Regions from separate parts of the Mus musculus genome. Here region 1 is linked to region 2. Evidence: chromatin loops called from intact Hi-C (ENCODE). Cell type or tissue: heart. All regions are shown on one strand. Each heading gives the region's core, and the rest is flanking DNA. Links, peaks and the distances in the headings are about the cores only. Region 1 overlaps Srgap2 (SLIT-ROBO Rho GTPase activating protein 2). Region 2 overlaps Srgap2 (SLIT-ROBO Rho GTPase activating protein 2).

Evidence for each region. Hi-C counts contacts between places; a loop is a spot of excess contacts. Peaks named below come from ENCODE experiments on the same cell type or tissue, not always from the same donor. Only the 100,000 strongest peaks of a DNase experiment are listed, where the experiment ranks them.
Region 1: a loop joins it to region 2, with 1.9 times the contacts of the local background. A loop is called at or near these places in 1 of 42 quality-filtered maps.

The regions. Positions count from the first base shown.
Region 1 is chr1:131,473,455-131,483,817 of GRCm38, reverse strand. The region is part of intron 2 of Srgap2 (SLIT-ROBO Rho GTPase activating protein 2); the gene reads left to right. Among named protein-coding and RNA genes, the nearest start is that of Srgap2, 49 kb to the left of the region's middle. In heart, for the core only: no CTCF peak of the experiment used is centred there; a DNase peak (open chromatin) is centred at 4,847; H3K27ac peaks cover 1,228 bases.
Region 2 is chr1:131,340,218-131,350,580 of GRCm38, reverse strand. Srgap2 (SLIT-ROBO Rho GTPase activating protein 2) reads left to right here. Exons shown (of 23, transcript NM_001081011.2): 8 at 905-1,129; 9 at 4,718-4,819; 10 at 6,035-6,232. The region is part of intron 1 of Gm51644 (a long non-coding RNA gene); the gene reads right to left. Among named protein-coding and RNA genes, the nearest start is that of Ikbke, 66 kb to the right of the region's middle. In heart, for the core only: a CTCF peak has its summit at 5,672 (motif pointing left); DNase peaks (open chromatin) are centred at 3,490 and 4,920; H3K27ac peaks cover 385 bases.

The DNA of each region.
Region 1 (10,363 bases), core at 2,645-7,644, 130 kb before region 2:
TTATTTTACAAAGAGCCTACTCAGTCTCTACGAGTCATTCAATAATCCAAGAAACATCAATTAGAATGGGCTGTGTAAAACAAGTGCTGTGGGACTGGACAACTGGTTAAGAAAGCTTCCTGCCCTTTCAGGAGGGCTGGAGTTTGCATCCTAGCATTCACATCTGGTGCTTCCTAACTGCCTGTAACTTCCGCTCCAGGGAGTCAGACTTTTTCTTCTGGCTTCTGCAGGTGCCAGAAGAGATACTTCTCTTCTGTGTGCATATGCTTACACACAACTCAACTCACATACACGCACAACAGAAACACTGTTTAAATGCTGAATTCTGAGTATTCAAGGACAAATTCATGCCCTAAATGTGCATCATCTAATTAGAGGCATACATACAAATAACGAGGTGACCAGAGGCATGAAGAGAGTTCTGACTTGGTACTTGTTCATTAATAATAGTTTTCATATTGCTCTATTTGCCTGTTCACTTGGCAGTTCTGTAAGGGCTCAAGGGCCAGGAAGGACTATGAATATGGATGTGGAGTAAATGAGAGAGTGAGTAGATATCTCTTAACAGTGCCAGGCCTGTGGCTTACAGGCTCTCCTGCAAGTCGGTTCACTTGAGTTTGAGAGAACAGTCTGGTCGGTTTACATGGCAAGTTGCAGGCCAGCCAGGACTACAAAGTGAGACCCTGTTTCAAAAACAAAAACAAACAAGAATAACAATAACAATCCCCCCACCCAAAACCTGACAACAATAAGAATAACAGTAACAACAAAAAACACAAGGTGTTCTGCAAATTGTTTGAGCACTAAAGATATATAGGAAATTGTTTGGAATAGAGATGGTTGGGAAACAGTGGATTTTGCATTCTTGCTTATCAGCACGAATCTTACTTGATTTTTAGGGTTGTTTTGGTTAACAATGAGATCAGCATTTTGTAGGTGATTTCACATTGCTTGACCTGTTAAAAGAGACCAATTTTACAGCCTCCTGACCTTTTTTAGGCTCAGAACATGTCCAGAGATATAAAGTTCTGGGTGGATGTGGATATGCTATGTTTTGCTGTCCTGTTGCTGTCTGTCTGTCTGGAGCTGTAGATAGGGTGCTTATGGCCCCTCAGTTCCTATGGGTCTTAGCTCTGGAATGGAATTCCCCCAAGCAGTGCTTTTTGATAGACTGGGCAGGAAATAAATCTGTTGCTCTGTGCCTACTTAAAAAATATTTCCATTTACCTTGGATAATGTACAAGAACAGGGTTTTACACATATTTAAGAGAAAACTGCAAATAAAAAGGATGTGTACACAGTAGCATGAATGGAGTACTATTCTTGGCCTGGGCTGTAACCCAGAGAACAGGAAACAAGATGCTTCAGGATGGCTCGAGCCAAGAGTCTTCAAGTCATAGGGAAACTCATGACAGCTGGTAGCATCCTCCAGACCTTCCTGTTTGGGTAGAAATTTATCCTCCTATATTGAGATGGAGGAAGAGATGCCTCTTTTTTAAAAGATCTTGGAGAAAGGAGATTAAATATTAAGAAACGATCTCCCGCTTGGCCCATCTCTTGTGTAGAAATCCACTTGGTAGAGGGAACTGTTTTTCTCACATTTGGAAGGTTCAGCTTCTGATGAGAAAGACTAAGTGGTCTAAACCTTCAGCAATTTAAATACCCTTTCTTTTGTTCAGACTTTGTCATTATGCTTGAATTCCATTGAACTTTAAAAGTTAAAAGGCTGGACTTGAAATGCATGATGCGTAACTATAGCAAACCACAGTGAGTAGCTAGAAAGTATAGACAACTTCTGGTCACTCAATGGCTACAGATTAATTGACTTGAATATATTAATGTCTGTTAATGGTCTAATCATTTGGCTTCTCTGTCTGATGTGAGATAGAGAGTAATTTGCCCAGGTTGCATCCTCCTGGAACCCCCCCCCCCACACACACACCTGTCACTGTCCTCAGATGATCATTGGTTTAACTTGATCTAGATTAAGTAAGTTAAATATATATCACTACTTATTATTTAATACTAACAATTACACACCATCAGGGTATTAATAAAAAGATACATCTTTAATTTGAACCTGATAAAAGATGGGTGTCTTCAGAGGGCCTGCTATGGCATTTCCTCCAAGTACATTCTCTGAAAAGGACCAGGCCTGGATATAAAACCATTGCACTTCCTCATTGCTTTATGTATAAAAAGACAATCTCATTTCCCCTTTTTTTCTTATTCTAGATACCACATTTATCTGGCTACTCCAAAAGATCATGAAAGAACAGAAATTTTTTATCTTAACAGTGGTACAGAGAAACTTGGCATCTCTTTCACCATTGATAAAAAGTTTTGAGAAACAAGTGTAGGGAAAATACTGCCTATAGACTTGAAAACCATTTACTTAGTTAACAGAATGCTCTTAATTATGTTAACTATGTGCTTTGATTATTCAAGGTCTCTATGCTCTTAATATTTCAGACAATGTTCTGTTGATGCTATGAATTAGCCAGTAGGTGTCTTCATTTGATGAGAAAGAGGGGAAGGTAAAATGAAGACAATCAATTGCCCGCAGATGGAGAATTTACCTAGCATGTATAAGATTCTGAGTTAATCACCTGTACCTCAAATCAGCAACAACAAACTGTAAGCCAGAAAATCCATGAAAGTCACTATGAGTAGCTCCTGTAGATTCCCATACCTGAGTTAAGGGAAGTATATAGACCTCAGGCAAAATAATTTCCAGGTGGTTATAAGAGCATACTTTGGTTTAGAGTATGTCACACTTAGGTTTTCTGGTTTACTATTGCTACTAAATTTTTCTTGTCCTTACTCCGTCCCCAAACTGGTAGCTTTGATTTGAGAGACAGCAAGGATTCCACTGTAGATAACTTTCTATAAGAAATTTGGAAGGAAGTAGGCTAAAGAATTAATCTTGCTTAATCTTCCAGATTATGATTAGTTCTTTTGAGTATGGTGAAGCTCAGAGTTGTTATTTTGGAAGTGTTCTTGGACTGAAATTCAGAGAAAGGTATGTAGTAGAGAATCTGGGCAAGAAAGTGTCTTTACAAACAAAACCTTCCTGTTCAAGCAGTCTTAAGAACTTGCCTGTGAGTTAGTGACTGCAGGGTGCCAGGCCAGTCACTGGTGGGATTCAGAAGGTCTGCTTTTCATAACCGTGGATGCATATTCAATCAACCACATGCTAAAGATAGGTGGGAAAATGGAGCCTGAGAAGGCTGAGGCAGAAGGGCCACAAGTGGGAAAGCTTAGACTGCCTAGCAAGACTATCTTTCTTCCACAAAAGGCAAAAAGCTCCAGGAAACTCCACAAAGAAAAATTTTACTTGTGCATTGAGTTCCTGTGTGCCTGGCTAATGAAATAAAATCACAGTATATCCCACTCCTGCTATTTCACATAACCTCTCTGTAGCATTTATTTGGAGCATTGTTCACCTCGTATTCTAAATAGGTTTATGATAATTGAGTTTGTCTTAAATATATACAGACTTTTTTCTTGCCACCATTCCCTAAACAACATAGTGTAACAATGATTTATATATCACTTATATTAAGTATTATAAATAATTTAGAGATGATTGAAACCATATGGGAAGAACAGGGAGAAGGCTCAGTGGGTGAGGGTGCCTGTCCTGCAAGCCTGACATCCTGAGCTTGCTCCCCAGGACCCATGTAAAGATGGAAGGTGAGAACCAAATTCAGAAAGTTTTCCTCTGGCCTGCACACTGTGGGATGTGTGCTTCTATGCTATCGAGCATGTGTGCACCAGTGTGCAGGTGTACACACACACACACATACATACATGATAAATAAGATTTTAAATGCAAAAAAAGAATTTGCATTTCAAAATGTATTACAGAGCATGGCAGATCGTGTGTAAATATGCCATTTATGTGAGGCTTGAATATTCTTGGATTTTGGTATCCATGCCTGTTTTGGAAACAACCTCCCATCAATACCAAGAAGTGACTGACTGTATATGAAACTGTATTAAGTGTAGGCATTTCAAGATTAGAGAAATGACAAGATAAAGGCTCAAGGTCTTCCATCTTTTCTAGAAAGAGTCCTTTGACGTGAAGTCTTTATCTGTTTTTTTCTAGTTTATTGGGATTATGGTCTGGTTTCTGTCCATAAAGACTCTTCTGATGATATTGGACTGCTTAATTCTCTCTACTTGACATCAGTAGTAAGGCATGCAGCTTAATATTTAAACTGTGAGGTGCTTGTTGTTTTTGTTGTTGTTGTTGTGCCTTGCATTCTTAAGAGTATCACCTAAAAAAGCTCTAGCAACAGAGATTTAAGCTATTTTGGCCATGCCATGTAAATTTTATTGTGAGAGCAAACTGCTTAATCTTCTAGAACCTCCATGTTCTTATTGAAGAGTGTGAACAAAGAAGATAAAAAGAGCCGAGCACACAAAAGCTCATAGTGAGCTTTAGCTGTTTCTGTTACTAGGTGGAAAGTGTACAAACCTGCTCTGTCCCTCCACACTTCCTACTTTGTAAAGTGAGTTTGACATTCCTTGTGCAGTGGCTGATTGGAAGCCAAGTGAGAGATTTGAGCTAGTGAGGAGGGATGGGTATCTCAAGATCCACATTTGGTCTGTGCAGCTTGTAGTGTATTTATAAATTGTATAAAGTAGTATATTAAAAACATACCCTAGCTGCTTTTTCTTATCAGTCCTCTACTTCCAAGGAGTGCTTTCTGACCACGTGCTTTAAATAACCTTCAAATGGTAATGTGGCTGTTAGATGAACACAGTCCTTGTGAGTCCATTTGCCCTATGCTTAGGAGTTCTATTCTTAGATTACAATGGCCGGAATAGAAAGCCTTTGACCCCACATCCCACTGCAGTCATGTGTGCCTGGCTAATGGAATTCTTTGGGAGCTTAGGACAAAGGACAATCTGCTTGTGTCATTGACTAGACTGGCATGTAGTAGACCATTAAAAACCAGTCTCTTGTTTGGGGTTTATGAGCCTGGGTTACCTGGGACATCCCATGTTACAATCCTAATTAAAACTTGGTCTATTTACTTTGCTGTAATCTAGGAGTAGTAAGGAAAATAAAGGGTAAACCTTTCCTGTTTTATGTTTCCTTGGATCTGTGATTAAAGTATTAACTTTGTTCACTATTTGCTAAGGAGAGTCCTGAGAAGAAGGGCTCGAAGCATGTATTTTGCTTCTTTACTGAGCCTAGGGCCAGACCACCTGTTTTATAGACATTATCTTGTTTAATTCTCAGTATTGTAAAATCAATAATAGAGGTAGAAATTGAGGTCAGAATTTGCCCAGGAGTCATGATCATGGATTTTCTACTATTGCATACTGCATAATGCTTTATCTCATGACAGATGACAGTGTGGTCATTTCAGTAAGAATGCTCATGATTTAAGAGTGTCACTAAATGTTTATAAAACACCTGAGTATAATTATTCCATTTATACCTAGAACTCCTGACAGTCTCTATAAAGATGTTTTGTGAGTATATTTGGTTGTCTCATTCTGAAGCCAAATGACTCTGGGGAAAGAGAGACTCTGTACCACAGGGAGTATGGTGGATGTTTCCAGGAGCATCTTGATTTTTACTTATCCTGCTAATGACCAGATACTCTGTTTTTGAAGTTCCTTTCTCCAGGGAACCTTTGCAACTTCTAGAGACATGATCTCAGCTTCATAACATCCTTGTTCAGATAGGAGAGGGCTGAAGTACCTAGTGAGTGGGAGAGTCAGGCACAGATGGAAGACAGAGACCCTCAAGTTAGATAATTAGTCCAAGGTCACATCAAATAATTTGTAGCTCAGGTGATAAATGGGTCTAGGACCTGGTCTCCTAGATGTTGCAGCTTCCTTTACAATATAATTTGTGCTCAGATATTTATCTGTCATAATCTTTTTCCTTTTTTTATTTTGGTGAGTAAGATATTTTCACACTTAAAGCCTGATTAATGTTGGGTTTTAATTTAGCCCTCATGATGATCAAATGACCTAGCTGAGAACTGCTTTCAGAATGTGGTTTCTAACATACCGTTATTTTTTTTAATTGTTTCCATTTTTACTTCAATTAAATAGTCTTATAATTACTCTTCTGAATTCATCTTCTTAGATTTTACTTAAGTCACTTGCATCAGAATCAATTTCTTTCTTTTTTTTTTAATTGGATATTTTCTTTATTTACATTTCAAATGTTATCCCCTTTCCTGGTTTCCCTCCCTCCGGGAAACACCCTATCACCTCCTCCCTCCCCCTGCTTCTATGAGGGTGTTCTTTCACCCACCCACTCACTTCCACCTCCCCGCCCTCGATTCCCTTACACTAGGACATTTGTCAAGCCTTTATAGGACCAAGGACCTCTTCTTCCATTGATATATGACAAGGCCTTCCTCTGCTACATATGTAGCTGGAGCCATGTGTACTCCTTTGTTAATGGCTTAGTACCTGGAAATTCTGGGGGGGTCTGGTTGGTTGTTATTGTTGTTCTTCCTGTGGGTTTGCAAATCCCTTCAGCTCCTTCAGTCCTTTCTCTAATTCCTCTATTGGGGACTCCACACTCAGTCCAATGGTTGGCTGTGGACATCCGCCTCTGTATTTATAGGGTTCTGGCAGGGCCTCTCAGGAGACAGCTATATCAGACTCCTTTCAGCATGCACTCTTGGCATTCACAATAGTATCTGGGTTTGGTAACTGTATATGGGATGAATCCCCAGGTGAAACAGTCTCTGGGTGGCCTTACCTTCAGTCTCTGCTCAGTACTTTATCTCCATATTTGCTCCTGTGAGTATTTTGTTCTCCTTTTAAGGACCGAAGCACCCATACTTTGGTTTTCCTTCTTGAGCTTCATTGTGGTCTGTGAATTGTATCCTGGTTGTTTGGAGCTTTTGAGCTAATATCCACTTATCAGTGAGTGTGTACCGTATCCTTTGTGATTGGGTTACCTCACTCAGGATATTTTCTAGTTCCATCCAATTTGCCTAAGAATTTCATGAATTTATCATTCTTAATAGCTGAGTAGTACTCCATTATGTAAATGTACCACATTTTCTGTATCCATTCCTCTGTTGAGGGACGTCTGAGTTCTTTCCAGCTTCTGGCTATTATAAATAAAGCTTCTATGAACATTGTGGAGCATGAGTCCTTATTACACATTGGAGCATCTTCTGGGTACATGCCCAGGAGTGGTGGTATACCTGGGTCCTCAGGAAGTACTATGTTCAACTTTCTGAGGAACCACCAAACTGATTTCCAGAGTAGTTGTACAAGCTTGCAGTCCCACTAGCAATGGAGGAGTGTTCTTCTTTCTCCACATCCTCGCCAGCATCTGCTGTCCCCTGAGTTTTTGATCTTAGCCATTCTGACTGGTCTGAGGTGGACTCTCAGGGTTGTTTTGATTTATAGTTCCTTGCATACCTTTATTGTTATTTCTCCAGAATAGTAAGTTTTCTTATCCTATACTTTGCATATGTTTAGTTTCCAGGAGTTGAGAGCCTTGGGACTTCAAAGGTTTATTTTGACAGAAGAGCTTCTGAAGCTGAGAGTTGTTGCCTCTCTAAGCAATGCTTTAGGTCAAAAAGGTAGAAATTCCTGTTTTCAACTTAATACAGAAGTGGAACATATTCTAGGATAATCACTGGCCTTCCATCTAGAAATAGTACAGATTTGGTGTTTGTTATTATTTAATTGTAATATTATTTACAAATGTACCTTTTTAGCAGCCCCCATTACTCAGTATTTATTGAAACATGAACTTTCTCATGGAATATTTCTTTTTGTGTTTTAGTTGGAAGGTACTGAGGCGCTGTAAAATCCAGTGACTACATGTGGTCTCTTCAGGAAGTAGCTGAGTTGTTTAGATTCTCAGTTATTTATTATGAGATTTTCTGGAGGTTTAAATATTTAATATGATGAAACAAATTACAATGGAGAATCTTTTACAAAAAAAGATTCATTCACCTACAGGAGAGGATCACTGGCCACTAATGGTGGTTTCACTGATCACTAGTCAGTGAAGTATGATTTAATGCTTTATATTCTCTAGTCTGCTGATGACTATAGAGCTTTTGGATTTATGATATATTCCATTTGATCTTTATTCATTTAACACTGTCTGGATACCATTTTCTGTGCCAGGTACCATGTTGGACACTGGGTGACAGACACAGCTAATTTCCTCATCCTTGGATCTCATAGCAGATGTTTGAATCTTTAGAGGCTTTGGATTCTGTTGTAGAGTTTTCTTAGGTTCTGTGTGGCACTCACTGTCTTGTACTTGAGCAGATGCTGCAAAGCCTGACTCACCATTCCTCACTGCTGCTGCTGTGGCCCAGAACTATCTATCACCTTGTACTGCACTGTGTCAGTAGCCTCCTAACTGCTCTTCCTCTCTTGTCCCTCCCATCTCCTTTTAATAGGACATCTCAAACAGTCTTAAAGAATGGAATTCAGGGAGCTGGAGAGATGGTTTAGTGGTTAAGAACACTTGTTCTTGTGGAGAACTTGGGTTCAAATGGTGGCTCACAACCATCTATGTAATTCCAGGTCCAGGAGATTTGACTCCTGATCTATGAGGACACCAAGCACACACATGTTGTACATATATGCATGAAAGCAAAAACACTCATATACATAAAAATAAATAAATAAATCTAAAACTGGAATTCAGCTCCTCATTCTCTGTGCATGTCTACCTGTGCTTTTGCATACAAGATTCTTCCTCTTCTTCCTCCGCAACCATGCTTTCTCTTACTCTTCACCTTGTGCTCTGCTGCATAACACTGGACTCCTGTTGCTTCCCTTAATCTGCCAAGCATGCTTAGCAGAGTCCTGCCTTGAGACTCTGAAGCTTCTTCTTCCTAGCACACTAGCATTTTCATAGTTCATTTCTCTGCTGTCTTGAATCTCTACTTGAAAGTTACCTTATTAAATAGCCTTTGTGACAGTTCTCTAGAAAATGTACCCTGACTTGGTATTTTCTTTTTCTTTTTTTTTAAATGGAAATCAGAGTTAGTTTTTTTTTTTTTAAGATTTATTTATGTATATGAGTACACTGTACACACCAGAAGAGGACATCGGATCCCACTACAGATGGTTGTGAGCCACCATGTGGTTGCTGGGAATTGAACTCAAGGACCTCTGGAAGAGTAGTCAGTGCTCTTAACAGCTGAGTCATCTCTCCAGCCCTGACCTGTTGTTTTCTGTTCGATTAATTTCAAATCACTTTCCCCCACTCCCCACTGTCCTCTAATGTTCCTGTGGGAAAAGGATTTTGTTCTGCTCTGTCTTTAATGCTTACAAAGTGCTTGGTAGGTATTTGTTGATTGAATACATCAGCCTATTACTGATTCAGTATCCTCTGTAGAAGGAGTCTCTTGGACCAGTGTTGCAGTATAGCGTTTGGAGACGGTATGGACAATACAGCTCTATTTGTTTAGAATAGGAATTTTCTTAATGTAAAAGGTATTTATTAACTTAAGTCCCAGTTTTAGCTTTAGGAGTATCATTTATTAATCAAAAGTCAAAGGATGGATTAGAAAGGAACTGAGAGACCATTTGATCATTTTCTGCCTTGCTGTCTATGTGAGAAGATAAGTGAACTGTCCAAAGTCATTAAGCTGGCTGAGGGTCAGTCTGAAAGTAGGCTTCTCACATCTGCGTTCATAGTCTTTCTTACATTTGTTTCCCTAGCGGTGGGAGTTCTTGAACTTTGAGATTGACATTTTTTTCTCCAGACTCTAAACAGGAGCCTTTCTCTGCACATTATAGGTCAGTATAGATGGGTAATGACTCAGTAATATGTGGAAAATCCCAGAGACTGACTGATGAGAATAGAAACTACCCAAGATGTGCTATGAACACCAAAACATGCTTCCTCTTTTTATTGGCAGGAGATGTATAGGGTGTAAAGGAAATGAGCCTTTGACACCCCAGTTGTTTTGTTACAGGCCACAGTGAATGTGTCTGCCATTTAAATTCAGATTTTTTGATGACTGGCCAAACCAGCTGCAAGCCTAGTCCTTTGGACTAGAAGCCTTGATTTTGCCAACTGTTCATTTTCTTGATAAACTTCATTATTTCAGGCATTTGTGTATAGCTAGCTTATTGTGGGGTTGTCAGAGAGGTATAGAGCTATTTCTTAGAGACAGTCATTCCTCCCCAAGTAGCATGTGTCCTGAAGCTGGCCCATCTCCATTCTTTTTGTAAGCATGTAAGGTCTTTTGTTTTAAATGATGATGTGAGCACAGACTGTTTAAAAAGGAAAAAAAAAAAAAGCAAACATTGGTAGGAGTGTGCTTTTAAATTGACCAAAGTGTAATTGGAGTGAGATTAATAAAAAGACAAGTTTATTTAACTACTTGCT
Region 2 (10,363 bases), core at 3,176-8,175:
TTTGTTTGTTTGTTTAAAAACAGAGGCTGGCTTTGAATTGATTATGCAGCTGAGGTTGACCTTGAACTTCTGATCCTCTTAATTTTCCCTCCTGAGTGCCTGAGATTACCAGTCTGCTTCCCCACAGTCCGTTTACACAGTGCTGGGGGAATCAAACCTAAGTCTCCATGCATGCTAGACACACCCCTTTCCAGTTGACCTACATTCCCCAACCCCTACAATTGCCTCTTTCATTTTCTTCTTTTCATTTTTGTTGTTGAAAATCAAAAGCATGATAAGAATCTTCCCAGTTACACTTATATTTAGGACTTTGTGGTTTAGCTTTCTTCAGCTCAGGCTTGTCCCAGATCACTGAAAGTTAATGTCATGACTCAACCAACCTTCTGTTCTCTCCTTCTCCCACCTACCTAGAGTTGAGTATATGTGAATTTACTGCTGGTACAGCACTCCAGATTTTTGACTCCTGGCTGCTCCATTGGCCTGGAAAGCTTGCTATGTAGTGACTTCTAACCACAGGAACCCTCAGAGAATCATAGCAGGCAGTATTATTATTGTTGTTGAATTTTGTTGTTATGGCATTCCCCAGACAAACCAGAAAACAGAACGGAATTCTCTAACTTGTGGACATTCTCATTTTTATGAAACATCATTTGGTTAACTCTTATCATTGTTTTTTATGAATCTTCTTCTGTCTAACCACCTTAGTGCCCTGCATGGTGTGCTAACCAGTGAACTAGGGAGCAAGAACTAAGGAATCTTACCCAGGTTTTGACATTGTAATCTCAGCTTCCTTCCTGTTACAGTCAGTCACCTTGATATGGTCAGATCTACCCCAAGACCACTTCCCTTCTTGTCAGACCTTGAGATGTCTGTGGTGTGCTTATGTGCCTTCTCCTTCCCACAGCAATGTTGTGACCTAGGCTACCATGCTAGCCTGAACCGGGCTCTACGCACTTTCCTATCTGCTGAATTAAATCTGGAACAGTCAAAACATGAAGGTCTGGATGCTATTGAAAATGCAGTAGAAAACCTAGATGCCACCAGTGACAAGCAACGGCTCATGGAGATGTACAACAATGTTTTTTGCCCCCCTATGAAATTTGAATTCCAGCCCCACATGGGAGATATGGTAAGGCCATTCCCTATATTGTACATTTCCCCCAAAGGGACTTGAATGTACTAGAGTGTGGGAACTAAAAGGGGGTGTGAGGAAAGAGGAGGGAGGGAGGATAGCCCACGTCTGGCCATAGTTCCTCCTATGCTCTGGACAGGCAGACGTGGGAGGGCTGCCAGATGCTTTCCACTTGGCCCCGGGTGGGCATCTAACCCACTGGCCCCACTGGACTGGGGATGAACAAGGGGAGGGGGTGAGGGAGAGGGTAGAGGGAGAGAGGTTCCCACACAGGTGAGAGTAAGCGCAGCAGGCCTTGATGAACAGAGACAGTCCGGTGGTTTTAGAGTTTTATTGTAGAAAGGCAGGGAGAAAGGAGAGAAGGTAAAAGAGAGAGAGAGAGAGAGAGAGAGAGAGAGAGAGAGAGAGAGAGAGAGAGAGAGACCAGCCATGGCCAAGAGGAGAGAAGGGGGAAAATGAGAGAGAGAAGAAAGGCTAGAGAGGAAGAAGAAGAGAGTGAGAGGAAAGGAGAGGAGAGGAGAGGACAAGGAGAGAGTAAGAGTAAGGGGAGTAAGAGCAAGAAAGCAAGAGAGTGAGGAGGGGCCAAACAGCCCCTCTTATGGTATGCTGTTATCTTTACTGTTGCTAGGTAACTGGGGAGGAGTTTAGCCTGAAGGTCAGAAGCTTGGGACTGAGACATTGCCTATGAGACTACTAACCATGCTTCTTCTGTGGGGTCTGAGGGGATGGTAACTTCGACAGGAGCCTTGAGTCCAGGAGATATGAGAGAACTCCTTCCGTCCCATGTAGGTGAATTATCACCACCTGGTCCTAGGGTTCAGACCTCAACTCGACTGGAAACCAGACTGTCTGTGTGTAGCCCAATACCCCACACTAGAGTTGTATATAGTTTTATTACATCTGAAGGAGAGGGTGTTTCCTGTCAGATAAACTGTTCTATTCTTTCAGACCCTGTAGTATATCTCTTTGATTTTAACTGATATGCTTATCCTTGAGCCTAGGTTCATGTTCCATCTAATCCAGCTGTCCTGAGCTGTAGGGTGGATGGTTCTCCCAGAGAATATTCCACCCTGTCCCAAGTAGCTGTGTCCTAGAGACCTGACTGGGGTGACCAGGGAATGAAGAAAAGCAGGCACATGTACAGAAAAGCTGGGGTCGGGTAGGTTCTGCTAGCTTGGATGGAGAGTATGGCATTGGTCCTTGACATGACCATGCCCTTGTCAACAATACACATTCATTCAGGACTTCATCCACTCTTTTAGACTCTCTCAAAAGCTACCTCAGCTCCCCACAGTAGTTAGTGAGACCACAAGGAGTAGATGAGAGGACACCACAAATCTGCAAGGTACTCTTGCCAGGAGTAGTGCTTGCCTGGATTAGAATCTAGACTCTTTAGAAACCTTGCTCTAGCCTGATAATCAATAGTATGCTAATCAGACAGTTTACTGTCATAGACTGACCACAGTGGAGTGGTACTTCTCTGTTTTATATATAAAATATGAAGTGGTTTCTCTCCTCTTCTTCTTGGGGAAAACCTAACCCATTACAGTTTGTTTCCATTGCTGTGGCTGAGTAGATGTCAGCATCTAGACCGATGGAAAACTAAGACAGCATCGTGTTACAGTTAGGAGGGGGCATCACCAACCTCCAGGAAGCCCCATTCCTCACCTGCTTTGATTTCTGTTTATAGTTGTCTTCTAAACCCATTCTCCAGCTGCCATTGAGATTCCTTCCTCTGAATAAATGGAACTTGGGACTATCTGAGTGGATTGGTTGATTTTCTGGTGTTATCTGAGTTCTCTTCTGAGCCAAACAGCATGTCTCCATAAATGGGAATCCAAATGATGGGTACTCAGTCCCCCTCCTTGCCCAGTCAGAACCACATTTCCATACTCTAAAGCACAGATGGAGTGCATTACCTTGCATCCTGGCTAGAGATCACTGACAAAGCATGCATCAGCAGCTTTGCTGCTCCTTAAAGAAACAGGATTGGAGACATTTTTTTTTCTCTAATTCTTCCATTCTAGGCCAGGGTGACTTTAAAAAATAATAGTTCATTCTTTTGCCCAGTATGTGATACAGCTGATTCATGGCTTGGCCAGAAAAGGGGCCAGAATTTCCCATTCTGGCTTAGAGATGAGATGTCAAGTTATTCTTGCATCCTGCTAACAGGCATTCTGCCTCATTGTGGGATATTTGTAGGCAGAAGAAAGGAGCTGCCTGGAAGTCCTTTAAATGGGGCCAAAGTTCAGGTAGCATTTTAATGGAAGCTCTGGAATTAGCTACACTGGTGTTCTCGGACTGCAGATATGGCAGATGGCAGCTGCTCTTGGATGCACTAGGACTTGGTGCCTGTTTCAACTCTTGGTGCACCCAGAGGTTTGAGGGCACTGGATGCACAACTGGTGACATCAGGGCCAGAAACAGAAATTTCATTCTTGGCAGTAACCCATCTGGCCAACAAGCTTTCTCCATTATGTCTACTTCTAAAAGCCATAGTGAAATCAGCTCCAAATCTTGAACAAGCCTCTCAGATGAAGAAGAGATCAAATCAGTTGGAATCTTAAATACCAAAGGGGAAAAAGGTCAATTTCCAGTCTCCTCCATTTAAAGAGAAGTTTTATTTTTTTTTGAGTAAGAGAGTGGTTTACAAATATATGAATATACTCAGTCTTTGCTGAGGATAACAGAGCCAAATTCTATCCATATGTCTCTTCTGGTAAGAGCTAAAGGACACTTGATAATAAAGTGACAGGCACTTCCTCCACATGGGTCCTATCCTTCACTTCCTAGCCTTCTGCCTGTCATCCGTCATCCAGGAGATCGGATTACCTCATACCATAGCCTCACCTTTATCTATAGACTCTACGTCAGCTGTTCCTTCACAGAAGATAGAGTTGGTTAATTGGGGATGGGGGTACAGGGGATCTCACACCTAGTGGGATACAATGATGGCTATTTAAAGATATCAAGTTCCTCCTGTCAGATCTCATGCCCTCTGGGGCTCTCTAACTTGAGCTTATGAACTTGCTCCCAAATTCACATAAACTCTTTCCCATTGGCTCAAAGCTCTCGTGCATGACCCAGATTTATAAACATACATGCTGCCAGCAGCAGCAAGTTAGCTTCTTGGCCCACTTCTCTCCTGCTTTTTAACTCTAGTGTATGAAGTGGGAGGAGGGAAGAGCCAGAGAGGTGACCACTTGGACCTTTGGCAGGAACTTCACTGTGCCAAAGTGTTGGGTTTCTGAACCAAGGGCTTCTTGAAACACTCTTGTCTAGCCTCCTCAGAATTCCCTGAATCAGCAGCTGCTGCTAGACCTACCCTGCCAACCACCTGCCTGCCTTTGAGTTACAAAGAGAGAAACAGTCTTTCCAAATAGATTCTCCTCCCCTTTCACATATCCTTTGGTCTAGAAGTTCACATGCATACTTTTTTTTTTTTTTTTTTTGCTCATAGAAACTGCAAGCCTTCCAGTAGTTGGGATGCAATACAATGTAAATTGTTTTGAGCAGTAGTGAGAACTCTGGAGTCCTCAAAAGATATATGTCCTCTTCCTGACCTTCTGTTGCTTTTTCTGACAGGCCTCTCAACTCTGTGCCCAGCAGCCTGTCCAGAGTGAGCTGGTGCAGAGATGCCAACAGCTGCAGTCTCGCTTATCCACTTTGAAGATTGAGAATGAAGAGGTGTGTTTCCTTCCTAGGAAGCTCGGAGCCACTGTTTCCTTGTTGAACTACTTATGGCTGTCCATCAGGGGCAAGTAGAAGGAGCATGCAGAGAATGTCCAGGCTATTGCAGAGATTTCCTGGCCAAATAGAGGCTAGCGCTTTCCCTGCTGCTACATCCTGCCCTTGAAATTCAGGAAGTTGTTCGTACATTGCCAAAGGTTGTGCTCTATTTTAGGCTTTTACAAAATGCCCCTCCCCACTACACATTTAATCAAAGTGGCACTTGGCCACTGTGGGAACAATATCAAGTCTCTGAAATGACCCACTCATGACTGGCTTTTTCCAGCATTTTCAAAAAGAAACCTTTTGACTTTGACACTTCAGACATCTCTCTCCTCTTACAGGAGGGTGACTTTTTTTTTTCTAAACACAGAATATTTTCTTTTAATATCCAGTTTAAAAAGGCAATTTTTAAAAGTTTAAAAACAATCCAGTTTAAAAAGGTAATCCAGGTTTCCATTGAGCTCAGATGGCTTTTTCTTGTATTTTAGTAAGTCTTAATTTTACTAAGAAGTAGGGTTGGGTCACTTAGTTTGCAAATAGGAAAGCAAACCCATTCATTGATTGAAGGTCACGAAACAGTGCCAGGAACATTGAAGGACAGGATCTATCACATATTTTCATCAGCTCCAGTATGTTGGAAATACTGTTTTGCAATTATGTTATTCTGTTTCCCTTTGCACTTTCATTATAATAAAGAAATAGGTTAAAAACACTGGTTGCTCTTGCAGAGGACGCAGGCTTGGCTTCAGCACCTGCATGGTGGCTCACAGCCATCCCTACCTTTAATTCCAGCAACTCCAACCCCCTCTTCTGGCCTCCACAGGAACCAGGCATCACATGACACACTCACATGCAGGCAAAACATCTACACATACGATAAGTCTCTTTGAAGAAAGTAAACATTACATAAAAGGTACACAGCAGAGAAAGAGTGGAGTTTAGGTGTTTGCTGGAGAGAGCAGTGAGCTGAAACTGGGTTCCTGTGATGTTCATCACTCAATCACTCAGTACTGTTCAGTGAGAAGTGCAGCTGTGATCTGCTGGCATCCTTCCTTCCTACCCCTCTCTTGGGAAGAGAGACATTCCTCCTCTCAAGCTCCTCCTAGTTGCTCTATCACCTGCCATTTTAAAGCCTGCTTCTCATGATTATTTTGGCCATTATGGTTATAGGTGAAAAAGACAATGGAGGCCACCCTGCAGACCATTCAAGACATTGTGACTGTTGAGGATTTTGATGTATCTGACTGCTTCCAGTATAGCAATTCCATGGAGTCTGTCAAATCAACTGTCTCTGAAACATTCATGAGCAAGCCCAGCATTGCTAAGAGGAGAGCGAACCAGCAAGAGACGGAACAGTTTTATTTCACGGTAAGGGCACTCTTTGGCCTTATAAGAACATCAGTAGACACTGACGCCCACAGGAGCTTTGGAATCAAGAGTTTTTGCCAACTGTCTGAAAAGCAAGCTTTAAATGCACAAGATTTGAGCCTGGCATACTTGGACACCACCTTGACACTTAAAGCAAAAACATCTACAAGTTCTATGTGTCTTCTGGGGCCCTCAAAGAAAGGGATGCTCCTAAAGAAATCACTTAGAAAAAAATCAGGGAAACTTTTAACCAGCTAGTATAGAAGCCCTCTCACTCACAAGAGATCATGGCAAGGGAATTAAGTTTATTGGTTTTTGAGAACTATATTCAAATATCTTTGCCAATATGTATATTGTTTTAAGAAATTTAAAGTCTCTCCTAAGTGATTTGAATACATTATCATATAAGTTCCATTATTAGGAAGTTATTTTTTCTAATTATTGGTGAAAGTTAAAGAGACTTAAATGAGCAACTTGGTGGGTTTGTAGAGAATTCTAGAGCAGTATATTTTATTCATTTCTCTCAGATCTCCTTTTAGATGAGTAGATGTGTATCTATGTGTGTCTGTGTGTACAAAAGTTAATAGTTTTTGTTTGTTTGTGTTTGTTTGTTTGGTTTGGTTTGGTTTTTCAAGACAGGGTTTCTCTGTGTAGCCCTGGCTGTCCTGGAACTCACTCTGTAGACCAGGCTGGCTTTGAACTCAGAAATCCACCTGCTTCTGCCTCCCGAATGCTGGGATTAAAGGCGTGTGCCACCACGCCTAGCTAGTTAATAGTTTTTAAAAAGCTGTTAGCTGATCTTTTGTTTAATAATTAAATTGTTTTGAACTTGCCAAGTCTGACTTTTGCCTGTACCAAAATTTATTTCCTTATCTTATGATGACCAAGAAAAGAAAAACTGACTTTTCAGTTGTAAGATACCACATGGCCATTGACAATCCACACTGAGCAAATGAAAGGACGTCAATTGTCTTCCAGTCATGAAGCACACTCAGCATGGAGCAAATTAGATTTGTCTTCCAGCTGGGACAATTTGTTTAATTTTTTTCTTTGTGCACTCTCCTTTTTTCTTTAAGAGCCCTAACATGATTGATTGGTGTTTTTGTAAATCTGTTTCACTTAGTTAAACTCCAAATCCTTGGTGTTTTTGTAGTTTTAAATCCCAAAGAAGACTTTTAAAAGAATATGATTTAAGAATATTGTTCTAAAACAACTCAAAATTTTTTGTTATATAAAGAAAAACATTTTAAAACATGGTCATTATGTAAAACTTAGAAGCAGAAAGAAGAAAATAAATTCATATGAGGCATGTATTTAAAATTATATTTACAAAAATGAGATGTTGTATATATTGCATTATAAACTTAAGTCATTTAATTATATTTTCAAATTGCTTGGGATGCAGTTGTTTGTTTCTTGGTAGAACTTTTATGTGCTGGGAAAGAAGTACAGCTCTGTCTCCAGTCTATACTACATCTTCTAAGCATGTGCAAATCTATACAGAGGATGGAGTGACACATAGCCTAGTTCACGGCACTCAGTAACTGCTACTCATTTTACCATCATCATTATTAATCCATGCATCAACCATTAAGTTATTCACTAATCATTTATCGTGTATTTACTGTATGCCAGATTCTATGCTGCAAGTTGGGACTGCTTAAAGTTGAGGAGAAAGGAGAGAATGAGGGCATAGGCATACAGGGAGAGCTTTAATTCTGACTTCCTGTGTTTCTAAATAAGAAAGGTACAGTGTGTAAGTGCGTGGATGTGCGTCAGCAACAAGGACGAATGGTGCTGGGGGAAGCTTTACACAAGCTGACTTTTAATTTTAATATGTGTAGCTTCTTGACTCCAATGGGGGCTATCACTGTCCTCCTTTCCAAACTATATTATCTTCTAATAATAGAAATTTTTGGCAACTCTTTCTGAGCTGATTAAATATCAGTGACCTAGTCTTATTGTATTCCATTTTTAAAATATATTTTTTAAAATTTTAGATTTATATATATTACATATGTAAATTTTATATTTGTATTTTAAATTTAAACTTGAGAATTCCTCAAGTTAAGAAATTTTAGGGCTTAGGGTTGGGGAGATGGCTTAGTCAGTAAAGTGCACGCCACACAAACACGAAGACCTAAGTTTGAATCCCAGTAACCCATGCAAAAGAAACATAGACACTTGTAATCTCAGAGCTGGGGAGTAGAAACAAGGAGATCCCTGGGTCTTGCTAACCAGCCAGTCTAATGATTAGAAAGCTCCAGGTTCAGTGAGAGTCCTTGCCTCAGAAAATAAACTAGAAAGCAATTGAAGGAGATACTGTGACTAACACAGACCTCTGGCATATATGCATGCATGCACACACACTCAACAACAAAAGAGAAGAAGGCAAGAAATTTTGGATATGAAAAATCTATACTTAACCAAATCTTTCTCAGAATTATTTTCTTCTTTGAATAAATCTATAACATACATATTCAGAAGTTGACATTTGTTCCAAAACAAGAAGGCTGCTGAGATGCTTCAGCACGTTTAAGAGCTTATATAGTACTCTTGCAGAGGATGTGAGTTTGACTCCCAACACGCATGTCTGCAGGCTCATAACTGCCTATAGCTCCAACTCTAGGAGATCCAGTTCTCCTGGCCTCTGTGGGCACCAGCACTCACATGCACATGCCCACACATAGACACATAATTCAAAATAAATCATTTTTAAGAAAGAAATAACTTTACCCTAACTTGTGACTTCTAAAATCCTACCTACCTGTTCCCCTTTTACCTCAATACATTGGGGTTCTACAACCCATTCCTGAATTTGTTAGCCATGGTGCTCCTTGTCAAAAATTGGGCACATTGCTTTAACTAACAGCAATGAGTTTGGGCTTTGTTACAGATTTGCAAGAATTCATTACTTTTTGTGAATGGATATGATATGTGTCACGTAATTTATGTCCTGGTAGCAAGGCATTTTTGGTGGTAGTAGTAGTGAAATGGACATTCTGGTCTCCATATTAAAACAGAGGGCTTGCCTATGCTTGTCAAACAGTGAAGGAAAAAAATATCAAAGCAGCATATGCTAGAAGTTCCCTGCTCTTGGAAAGTGGTGAAGATATCCTTCATCATGGCTTGACTCATAGCTAGTATGTCTAGTGACCACGTGGGCTTTTGGATAGTTTTATGACTGCTTGCTACTGTCATCAGATTAATCTGTCCATGAGACATCAATTAGAAATTTGAAGTATGTCTTACAAAGATCAGTTGTTTGCAATAGTCTGTGGAAAATTATAGAATTTTAAACTTGAAGCATCTTTTAATTATCATTTAACCCAGCCTTCTCATTTGAAAGCTTTGGGGAAAAAGAAAAAGGAAAAAAACGTGCAGCGGATGGATAGCTTGAATAAGGCCTTCATCAAGAGCTGAACCCAGAGCTCAAGTCACTTGCTGGCACGGGCTTTCCCTCTGTCCCCTGCTGAGGAGCTAAAAGGAAAGACTCAGCAACTCTCCTCCCTTATTATAAGAAGGGACTTGTTTTCTGACCTCCTTGTCTTTTTGGCTGTCACTCAACTTATATAGTACATCATCCCCCAGTGTCTACCTCTTTTCATTGTTGTTACACCCTTTTAAAAAGACTAAAATGTATCAAAAGGAAACTAAAAGGAGGTACACATGCCTTACCTACCCCTGACACCTACTTTCCCTCCCTGTAGCCATGGATTAAAACTGGTATATTTAGTCCTTTCAGAGGTTTTCTATGCATAGGCAATTGGTGATCTATCAGCGAGTGCCCTTAATACAATCAATTACACTGGAATTGTAAAAAACGGGGCTGGGAATGTAGCTCAGAAGTTAAGAGTGCCTGCCTAGCTTGTGTGACATTGTGAGTTCCTTCTTCATCCCCACAAAGCAAAATGATAAGAAATAAAGTGTGACAAGCAAGTATGCCACTCTCACTGTCCCCACTAGGCTGTCATCACTTATTCTGAATATTATTCATGTTAGTCTAAAAAGAGTTGTCCCATATCTCACAGAAATCATTTTCCAATGGCTGGACAGAATTCCATTGTATATTCGCATCATCCCCTTTTAGCCATTTCTCTGCTCTGGTTAGCCAAGAATCATCGAAGCCCT